Linked DNA regions of Homo sapiens: region 1 is linked to region 2. A link is a loop called in an ENCODE intact Hi-C map of the cell type or tissue named here. Cell type or tissue: CD4-positive, alpha-beta T cell. All regions are shown on one strand. Links, peaks and the distances in the headings refer to the core of each region. The heading gives the core; the rest is flanking DNA.

The links. Peaks named below come from ENCODE experiments on the same cell type or tissue, not always from the same donor. Only the 100,000 strongest peaks of a DNase experiment are listed, where the experiment ranks them.
Region 1: it touches region 2 in a loop (2.9-fold over the local background); 17 of 110 quality-filtered maps call a loop at or near these places.

What each region holds. Positions count from the first base shown.
Region 1 is chr11:96,202,280-96,207,664 of GRCh38, forward strand. All of the region lies in intron 1 of MAML2 (mastermind like transcriptional coactivator 2), which reads right to left. Among named protein-coding and RNA genes, the nearest start is that of MIR1260B, 140 kb to the right of the region's middle. In CD4-positive, alpha-beta T cell, for the core only: no CTCF peak of the experiment used is centred there; a DNase peak (open chromatin) is centred at 2,512; H3K4me3 peaks cover 571 bases; H3K27ac peaks cover 3,634 bases.
Region 2 is chr11:96,256,021-96,261,405 of GRCh38, forward strand. The region is part of intron 1 of MAML2 (mastermind like transcriptional coactivator 2); the gene reads right to left. Among named protein-coding and RNA genes, the nearest start is that of MIR1260B, 83 kb to the right of the region's middle. RefSeq lists enhancers at 2,646-2,735, 2,776-2,825. In CD4-positive, alpha-beta T cell, for the core only: no CTCF peak of the experiment used is centred there; a DNase peak (open chromatin) is centred at 2,451; H3K4me3 peaks cover 1,045 bases; H3K27ac peaks cover 4,648 bases.

The sequences.
Region 1 (5,385 bases), core at 270-5,269, 54 kb before region 2:
GGTGGAGATTGCAGCGAGCCGAGATCTCACCACTGCACTCCAGCCTGGGTGACAGAGCAAGACTCCATCTCAAAAAAAAAAAAAAAAAATTGATTATGTTTCAGCAGTTTTATTGGAGTAACCAAGTCTACATGAAAGGCAAAGCATGGTCACCAGTTATGGAATCCCAGGTAGGATCAGGAATGCGTTAGGAAAGTGCTAATTGCTTCAATATAATTCTTCAAAGCCTGCAAAAATCAGGGATTAGGAGAATGAAGGTTAGTAAAGCTTGCTTTGGGTAAAGATGTGATGTGAAAGAAAAGCCATAGAGATAGGATCCATTAAGTAACTATGCTGTGTTCCAGATGAAATTTTTTTTTTTTTTTGAAACGGATTTTCGCTCTTGTCACCCAGGCTGGAGTGCAATGGCACGATCTTGGCTCACTGCAACCTCCACCTCCCGGGTTCAAGCGATTCTCCTGTCCTTAGCCTCCCGAGTAGCTGGGATTACAGGCACATGCCACCACGCCTGGCTAATTTTGTATTTTTGGTAGAGACAGGGTTTCACCACGTTGGCCAGGCTGGTCTCGAATTGCTGACCTCAGGTGATCTATCCGCCTCGGCCTCCCAAAGTGCTCAGATTACAGGTATGAGCCATCACGTCTAGCCTCAGATGATATTTTTTACCTATAGAATGTGAGCTCCCAAAGGAAACACCTAGTAAAGTTTTGAACACAGTAACAAGGCAATAAATATGTTGAAAAAAAGGAATCTAAATTGCCTTTTAAAATCATTTATGAATGACAGCACAGCAATTGCAAATGTAACATATCAGGCTACAATAATATAACCAAGCCTCCATATATTCATTTAATCAACAAATACCTATTGAATACCTTATAGATGCCAGGCTGTGTTTTAGGCACTGGGCATTCAGACATATGCAAAACAGAAAAAGTTGCTGACTTCATGGTGTTTACACATCAGTGACAAAGGCACAGCATATCTGGACAATTACCTGAATTAATATGTTTAACATTCTCTAAAGAACAGATATTTTAATGATTTTTCAAATAATTGCACCATGAATACACCAATTGACTAGGTATTTCACTTCCTTAAGAATTGCTGGCTCTGGAAAAGAATGCAACAAGTCCTATCAGATTATGCCTTAAAAATGTGCAAAATGTTTGTTGTCAGATCTGGCTGTACATTTATTAAGCTGTATTCATAATTAACAAATTTTATTTAGTTTTTTTAGATATAAGTCAGCCGGCAAGCTGCTAGGAGCAAGCCTTTACAAAAAAAAGTAAAAGAAAAACATAGTATCCTTTCTCTTGAGGCACTTATATTCTAATGCAAGAAGTCGCAAGTCACAGAGAAATACACTTAAACACAAATGACCAAACATGAACATACTTACTAATTCAAATGCAAAATACATATATGGTGTAGAAACGGAAATGAATCTGTAACATACTTTGGAATGAGTGAATCAGTGCAGGTCAGCCATGCATGAAAATATTTAGCCTACCCAAGGATCTATTTGTTAAATGTTTTCAAAAAATTCAGTGCGGTTATTCTCAATAATATGAGTGCAAAAACACATTTTAAACAGAAATCTTTCTCCTTTCTAATCTACTGTATTAGTGAGTGCTCTCACAGGAAATAGATGGTGCACTTGACTTAGGATAATTCATGAAGGGGTTAAGGACTAATTATCCAGGTGTAAATAGGGTGTGGGGGAATCTCCAGGGATACAGCGGGAACCCAGGGCTAACTACAGAGATGCTGTCAGCATCCCTAGGCCTGAAGGACTGAGGGAGGGAGAGGTTTCTGGAACTGAGGAGAGAGAGTCCTGTGGGGCAGGCTGCCTTGAAAGGAAGCATGGGCCTTCTGACCAGCAGGGACAAAAGGGTGTAGGTGCACTTGGAGGGGCAAATGGAAGACATGTGACATGCACCACATATACTATTGCCCACCCAAGTTAATTAAATAGTCATTCAATATTTATTGAGCACCTACTACGCGCCAACCCCTGTACTATGGAAGGACGCTAAAAGAAGAGTAGGTCATTGTGTCTGCCCTCAATAATTCAGAGCCTAGCGTAGATGACAGACTTACAAACAGACTAAGTAATGTGCATTGATTCAGGCAAGTTCTGTAACAGAAATTTGCAAAAGTGTTGTGAAAACAAAGAGGGTTGAGAAAGAGCTATCCTTTGGAAAGGGACATTACTAGGGAATTGCTGACACACAGCCTTTACCAGTAAGATCAGGTTAATTGTATTCAAGATAATAAAGAGGTCACTGATTTATGGGCCTATAATTCTGATATATTTACATAGATAAAAGCATATGCATTAAGAGGTCTCACCAAAGACTCCAAGAGTTTTTGTTTTTGTTTTTTTAAACCACAATTTATATCAGAAATAGCGCATTGCAGTCACATTATGTTGAAGGAATCTGCTTAAGTTCATACAGCCACTTAGTAGCAGAGAGAGAGGACAAGGACTCAGGTTTCCTGGCTTTCTGCCAAGGTGAATCTTGAAGGTGTAACATGTTTTCGATGTAATTTTAGGTGCACCTAAATTAAATTAGTTGCCTTTCTCCTCTCATCATTGCTCTACTACATTTCATTTCTCTTTATCCTTCATTCTTATTACATTGATCGGAGGGCCTCTTGAAATTGGCATCAGTGAACTTCTTAAGAATCGAAAGCTCAGAGTCCTATATCTGTTGCTTAGCAGTAAATTTCAGTAATGTGTTTTTCACTTTACTTTGTGGTAGCCTGTACTTTCCTGGCGTAATTTCTTTTCATATAATGTGTGAATTTTACAGTATGATGTCAACATGGTGAAATGCATAACCATATGGTTGCCACATAATTGAATGCTCCAGTCTGTTAATTGTGCTTTGAGCAATTACTGTAGTGACCTAATTGTTGCCATTCCTTGTTTTGTTAGTAACAATTATTCAGTCTACTTGAATGCAGCAAACTTACCAATATATTCATTTACTCATTTCTACAAGACTGTGAGTGAACTCCCAGGGACCATCCCCGGGCCTTAACATGATGCCTGGTATATTGCAGATGCTCTATACTTGTTTAATCATCCAACATGCATTTAGCATCATGCATTTAGCATCTAATGTCTAACACATTTCAGGCACTGCACTTGGGGTACAAATATAAATATGACATAGTCACTGCCTTCAAGAGGCTCGGGCTAAGTTTAATTCAATTTTACTGTTTTTTAGGCAGACCAGTACTGTGTGGTAAAACAGCAGGCTTGTGAAGGGACACCTTCAAACATGATAATGAGAGCAGTTGTATGATTCATGTTGCTTAAACTAGAGCCTATGTAGCTCACAGGCTGAATTGACTTGGCAAGCAAAATAATTGCTCTTGCAGTAGCCCAAATGTCGCTGCTTCTGATGAGCTGCCTTCTGCTCTTCTAACTGATGGGACTGATGGCTGGAGGTTGCCTGGCCATCGGAACCCTTTTCTTTTCTTTCCTCTCAAAGGTCAAAGATGTGTCTTCCTTCATCCATCCCTACCTTCTTTGTTGCTCCTTTGGAAAGATTCCCGTCTGGCTTACAGCTAATACAGTTGAGCATTGAGGTTTGTTTCTGCACTTTGTTTTCAAACTTTCAGGTGTTTTGCTCATGTTGTCCATGCAAATTTTTACACGTTTAAGAAGAAACAAAGTTTACTTTTGTGCCTAAGGAAAAACTGATGTCTTTGGTAAAAATGATGCCTTATATGAACTTTCTGGTTCTAAAAGCTTTCTTAATTTCAGTTTTGATTGACTCTTTTTTTTTTTTAATTATTGAGAAGGTTAAGCAATAGAAGTTTTTATGTGTTATCTAGAAATAATTCCTTGATCTTTTCAAAATGCTTTGTGAACATGGAAAATAAGTATAGCTTATATGTTATCAAAAATGAGTTTCTTTATGCAACATGAATATTTGGGGTGAGTATCAGTAATACAAGAGAAAGTAAACAATTCTGCTGAAAAGTGTTTATAATTGCAGAGATATTGAAATTGCCGGATAGGCGGGTGCGGTGGCTCATGCCTGTAATCCCAGCACTTTGGGAGGCCGAGGCGGGCAGATCACGAAGTCAGGAGTTTGAGACCAGCCTGACCAACATGGTAAAACCCTATCTCTACTAAAAATATAAAACAAAATTAGCCAGGCATGGTTGTGTACCTGTAATCCTAGCCACTCAGGAGCCTGAGGCAGGAGAATCGCTTGAACCCAGGAGGCGGAGGTTGCAGTGAGCCGAGATTGTACGACTGCACTGCAGCCTGGGTGAAAGAGCGAGACTCCATCTCAAAAAAATAGAAATTGCCAGAATGGCTGCCAGTGAGTAAAGGTTCATCAGGAAACCCATTTCATTTTGTGCTTTTCAGACCTAAAGTAAAAGAGTACAGATGTTTTCTTCTTTTATTCTTGTCTGCAAAGTCCACACATAAAGTCAACTATGTGAGAAAATAAAAGCTGCTTTGGTTATGGATTTTGGAGCAGCCCTGCAACTCCATATTATTATTTATCAAATACTTTGGAAATTTCTGGAAAAATAGAGGTATGAAAAGGAGCACCGGGAAAACAAATGGTTTTAGAAGAATCTTTTAAAAATATCATGTTTGGTAAATAAAAAACAAAAGTTATATAGACCACGATGAAGTGTTACCAGCATAAAAAAGGGGCAGGGAAATATCATCGCCCAACCTCCTGCAAAAACGCAGTAAATTTAAACCATAACATTCTTTCAAGGTAACTTAAGGAAAGATGTTAAGTCTGCTTCCCTTTTTGTTTTCATACAAGAGATTTAGTCTGCCCTCTATAAAAGGACTTGTTTTCTTGTAACTGCACCAGTTAGACTTCTCTATTGTAATCTGGAAATCTATGGCTTTGGGGTCCTCCAAGCATAGCTTTTTGTTGTGTGCTCTTTCTGCTGGGCAACACTGTGCTGCAAAGGATGTCATTTTAATTATTCACTGGCCCATCTTTTAAGCCTCTTAAAGGTTATAGGGCAAATTCTGTCTAAACACTCAGTAAAAGTCAAGGTAAGGTACCATCTTAGATCCAATTCCCCAAATTAGTTGGTAAATTGTGGTCTCTTTAATGATATTGCTTCATCCTTCAATGAAGTTGATTATAAACAAATTGCAGCCAGCAGCCAAACTCAACACAGATTATGTGCAACTACATAACTGCCTGCCTGGGGCGGCCTCTTTTACCTATGCACATCTTAGGTGAGACTGTGTTCTGGCATGCAGGGCAATAAAACCCAGGCCCTCTGCTGCTCTGCCTGTGAGATAGTGTGGTTGCCTCAGGATATGCCAACACAGTCAAAAGAAAAACAGAGGTGAAATCCACTTTACCGTATGGAGTATAA
Region 2 (5,385 bases), core at 63-5,062:
CCGCCACCACACCCAGCTAATTTCTGTATTTTTAGTAGAGACGGGGTTTCACCACTGTGGCCAGGCTGGTCTCGAACTCCTGACCTCAGGTGATCCACCCGCCTCGGCCTCCCAAAGTAGTGGGATTACAGGTGTGACCCACCGCACCTGGCCAATTTCCCCTTTTTATATGAACCTCAGTAAGGTAGGCTTTCTGTTCTTTGGATGCCACAAAAAAAAATTCTTAACCGATACAGCTAGGAAGTCAGGATTCCAACTTGAAACTCTGATTCCAGAGCCCGTGAGCTGAATTCCATTCCTCCCTGTTTCTCTCTTTCTTTTGCTCTCTTTGCTACACTGCAGCACATCAGTGGCCACGCTGATCTCGAAGTTCCTCAAACGACCACATTTCTTCCTGCCCCACACACAGCCTTTGCTCTTCCCTCTGCCTGAGGAATCTTCTAATTATCCTTCAGATCTCAGCTTAAATACTGAGATACTTAGCCATGTCAGTATTAAATGGAACCTAAATATTTCCCCCTATACATGGGTTCATAGGAATCTGTATTTGTTCTCTGAGCCTTATCACAATTACAAACAAATAAGAACTTAGTGCTTGTCTTCCCATGTTACATGGTAAGTTCATGAGGTTAGGAACTGTGTTTCTGGTTGTACATGGTAGGCAGTCAGTAAATAGTTATTACATTAATGAATCAATACAGGCATTCCTCGTCCACAGTCAACTCTTGAGCTAGACAGACAAAGATAGGAAGTTACTTATTTTACACATCTGAAGCCACATAAGTATGTCCGGCTGCAATACATCTGGTTTGACTCTATCAAATGCCATAAATATCTCAACAGAAAGAAAGGAAAAAACCTACAATCCAGAAGCAGGCTGTGAAGACAGAGGACACCCCAGTAAGAAAGAAATGAATACTTTGGGTAGTAGCAATCTCAGAACTAGAAAAATGCTACAAGAAAACCGCCAGTGGCAAGACAGGAACTATATTGAAAACAGGGATTACCTTGTAAAAATACAGTTTCCAGCAGACCAAAAATAGGCACAATGTTTCTGTGATCCCAACTTTTGCATTCAGCATTTTGAGAGGTTTTTCTGTGGAAAAGCATTTCCAATTTTACAGTAGAGTTGTAGACAAATGTTGCAATTTATTTAAGCTTTGTTTTATTGTCAAATTTCCTGTAGCCCATCCACTCCATGAAGCAAGAGATAACTGGTTTGCATCATCTTTTTAAAATCACAGCTCTGGATCTGCACTATTGGAACACTCTCTTGTCACCCTGCAATTGATCCTTTCATACTTCTTTCTCCTCCATTGGACTGTAAGTTCTTGAAAGTGGGAATCTTGTGACTCCAATTTTTCAATACTGAGCACAGTGCTGGCACAGAATATGAACTCACTATATCTTGTTACTATAAATGAATAAACAAAATGCATAGGCATGTTAGGCATTTAGTAAATACATGTCAAATTGAATCTTTGATACATGACTTGGAATTACTTCCCTTTCAAGGTATTTGTTCAGTGAGCATAATTATAGAGTCCACAGTCTAACAGTCTTCATTATAGAGAAAAACCGAAAAAGAGCCCTTGGCTTTTCAAGACAATATGCATTGATGGCAACCCCCTTTTTATCATGTGCATATTTCATGCACAAGGACAACTTAAAACTTGGAATGAAAAAAAAACCTCTATAATATTTCTTTGCTCACCAGTGCTGCCCATTTCTGGTATTCTCTCTTTACTGTGTATCCTGGGGGTGATGGGAAGAAGAGGAGAGACGAGAAGGACTTACTAGTAACAGAAAGGAAAATAATGAATTGGGAAGAGGAGCAAAGGGGATGGTGAGGACTGGAATAACAACTTTATAAAGAATAAAAGTCTGATTCCCTTCTATTTCCTGCAGTCTCTCATTGCTCCTGTCTCTGATAAAATGCCTACAGATTTGCTTACTTGATCCTAATTTTATGGCCTGTTCAAATATTACAACTTCTTTTTAAATAAATTAATTTGGAACTAAATGCCTTTAATTTTTACCGTGATAGGTTTGTGGCTCTTGACATCTTTTGGTCCTATTCATCAAAATCATTTGCTAAGTCCAAGGTATAGCAGAGTGGCTTTAACAACAACCATGGAGGATGAATAAAATACATTTTCATATTTACTGAAAGTGAAACTTATAAGCATATATCATCTTCTGCCTACCTTGTAAATATCCCATGTTTTCATTTACATATTGTACCAATTAATATATCTTGGTACTAATCAGAGTGGAATCCACTCCTGACATGGGAGAAAACTACGACAAAAAACATTAGCAGCAAGAAAAAATGTTTGTTTCAAGTATGTGGATTATATTTTCTAGTGCCTTAAAAAAAGAATGAAACTGAAAGAGGCAGCTTGAAGAAGCTTACATGTGTTTAAAACCCACATCCTGTTGTTATCCACTGCCCTGGCACAGAGGAGCTGGGAGGTGAACGTCCTCATTAGGGTCCCTATTAGCTGTGATTTGCAATGGGCTTCTCCAAAGAAGAAAATCACATTCACCCACTGGACAATGGCCCAGGTATCACCATTGATGGGAATCATATATGGAGTAAACATCAAAGCCCAAGAATACAGTGGTCTAAGCCAGTGTGCTTAGAAGTTGCCAGATCCTCCATGCTTCATTCCAGCCACTATCAGCAGATTCTAAATCACCTATGAGCAGAGAGGCCCATCTGCCTAGGGCATAAACGAAATTATAACAACAGTGAGAGAGCCAATGGGAGTCAGCCAGTAAGACTATGAGCAGCATGATGTACTCAGACTTTTGTTCCTTTTTATTTATTTGGTTAAAATACATGTGTTTTTGCTTCAGGCAGATGTTGGTATCCCAGCCTTTTATACAGGAAGCTGTAGAAGGGAGAGGACTTTCTGGGTGGGAGCAACTTATTGTGGAGGCCAAATGGCATTTTTTGTAGGCCCTGAGATTTTTTACGAAAACACTAACTCTGTTCAGAACTCTTTCAAAGGGTGAAGACAAACTTAACAACCTTATACTATAATACAAATAATTACAGAGTGTTGCTTTAAACTTGTATCTTGAAGTTCCTTCTTTAGGTAACTCTGCTTAACAACCACAGACTCTTCTTCCTAATGGCTTATCTGCATGTCTTTTCAATTTTCTAAGTGAAGGCCAGCCCCCTTCAAGATGTTCTACCAACTCAGTCCTATTCTTTCCAGATGTTTTTTTTCTTTTTCTTCTTCTGAAAAGCATGTGTTGATAGACTATGGGGAACAGACCAAGATTTATTTTTTAGCCAGCATTTTCCCCTTGCAACCGTAAGTCATTCTTCCTCAGAAGGCAAGGTGGGGCAAGTGATTCTAATGTGCTTCGCTCCAATGCTTCCATCTCAATAACCCTTTAAAGTGAAAACTGTGGAGAGTGAAGTGAAAAACTTGTCTCCATCTGGAAGCATTTATACAGAGAGGTGTCTTTAGCTTAGTTGTTTGTCTAGAATTTCCATTTATGAACCGACTTGCCTTTCTCCTGTGGGTATGCTGGAGAAAACTCTTTGCAAAATCCATTGTATGCAATAATCCAGTGGCTCCTTCAAACTCAATCAGGCTGGAAAGGCTAAATATGACTCATAGGATTCCTCCAACAAACACAAAGTAAGTCAGAAGTCAAGGAGAGAGTCATCTCGATGTGGACCAGCTTACCTAGCAAGGCAGGGAATTGTCATAAAACCAGTTTCCTGCTTGCAAGACCTTGACTCCTTTCAGTAAAGGTGTCAACTCTTCTTTTTCTGAACAATCTCAATGTGAATGACAGGGCCTGATTCTAGAGGAAGGTGTCTTTAATCTTTTTATGGTTCAGTATAAAGGTTACCTTAAAAAAAGCCTTGGGATATACTTTCAAGATACTGACTTGTGATTTTTTTTTTTTTTTTAAACATCAGTATGTCCTGTTCTAATTTAATCATTATTCTTTCAAACAGGCTGGGAGGAAAGGTTCCTGGACATCCACAGAGAAAACTTATTCAATAAAACATTTTATAATCCTCGGAACACCTGTGCCACCTTCCTAAAGGCCAGTCAGTTCCAGGACTTCCTAAAAATGAAGGTTGGACTGTGTGAATGCCTGTGTGTGTGGGAGTGGAGTCACTCTGTGTGGTGTTGGGGGATGGGGTGGGGGGAAGCAAACTGGCAGACTCTAGAAGGATGGTGGTAGAGCAGAAGAAAAAAGAAGAATGTCTGAATCTGGAGTGGCCCCATGAGACCCAGTCTGTACTCAGGTGACACTGGAATAACAGGAGTTCCTTCTAAAACCAAGAGAGCAGCAGACACTCTGTCATGCCACACCCTTCTCAACTGTCTTATCCCTTGGCCGTCTCCTTTTTAGAAGCTAAAGCAATACATTTTTTTCTTCAGTGTCTCTTGTTCTTGGAATGGAGGTGCAGCATAGTTCCGGCCAATAAGATGGACATCTGATAGGAGAGGGGTGTGCTTTTGGGACACTTTCAGCTTTTCTGATAAGAGGAACACCAGGGCTGCCCTCACTCCTCCCTCCAGTCTGCCAATGTGATACCTGCAGTTTAAGACTATGAGAGAAAGGCATAGAGAATCACAGACAAACTGACCCTGAGCAGTGATATTATTTGAGTCACTAAACTAATACCCATAATGACCTTATATCCAGAAATATTGTAGTGTGTGTGGGAGGAAAAATCCCTATTTGTAATCACTTTATTTCTTACACTGTTAGTCAGTTTTCTGTTATTTGCAGGCAAAAAAAAAAAAAATTCCTAATTGATTCAGCAGAGGAGGCAGATCAAATGAGTAGCCATCAACTCTTAAAAAGGTTGTTTTTTTGTTTTGTTTCGTTTTTTGGGGGACAGCGTAGCTTTGAAAAACCTGAGTGAAACTAAATATTCTTCTGAAGGTAAAACCAATATAGCATATCATGGAGCCTCATAATTTATTTCAAATTTTATGCCTGAAACAACTTACCATCATTACTCTATGCTATGGTTTGAATGACCCCTCCAAAACGCATGTTGGAACTTAATCTCCAATCTGGCAGTATTGACAGGTGGTAACTTTAAGAGGTGATTGGATCATGAAGGCTCTGTCCTCATAAATGGATTAATCCATTCACGGATTAATGGGTTATGATGGGAGGGGAACTGGAGACTTTATAAAAGGAAGAGAGACCTGAGCTAGCACATTAGCACGCTCAGCCCCCTCCGCCACGTGATGCCCTGTGCCACAGAATCCCCACCACCAAGAAGGCTATCAACAGATGCAGCCCCTCAACCTTGGACCTCTCAGCCTCCATAACTGTAAGAAATAAATTCCTTTTCTTTATAAATTACCCAGTTTTGGGTGTTTTGTTATA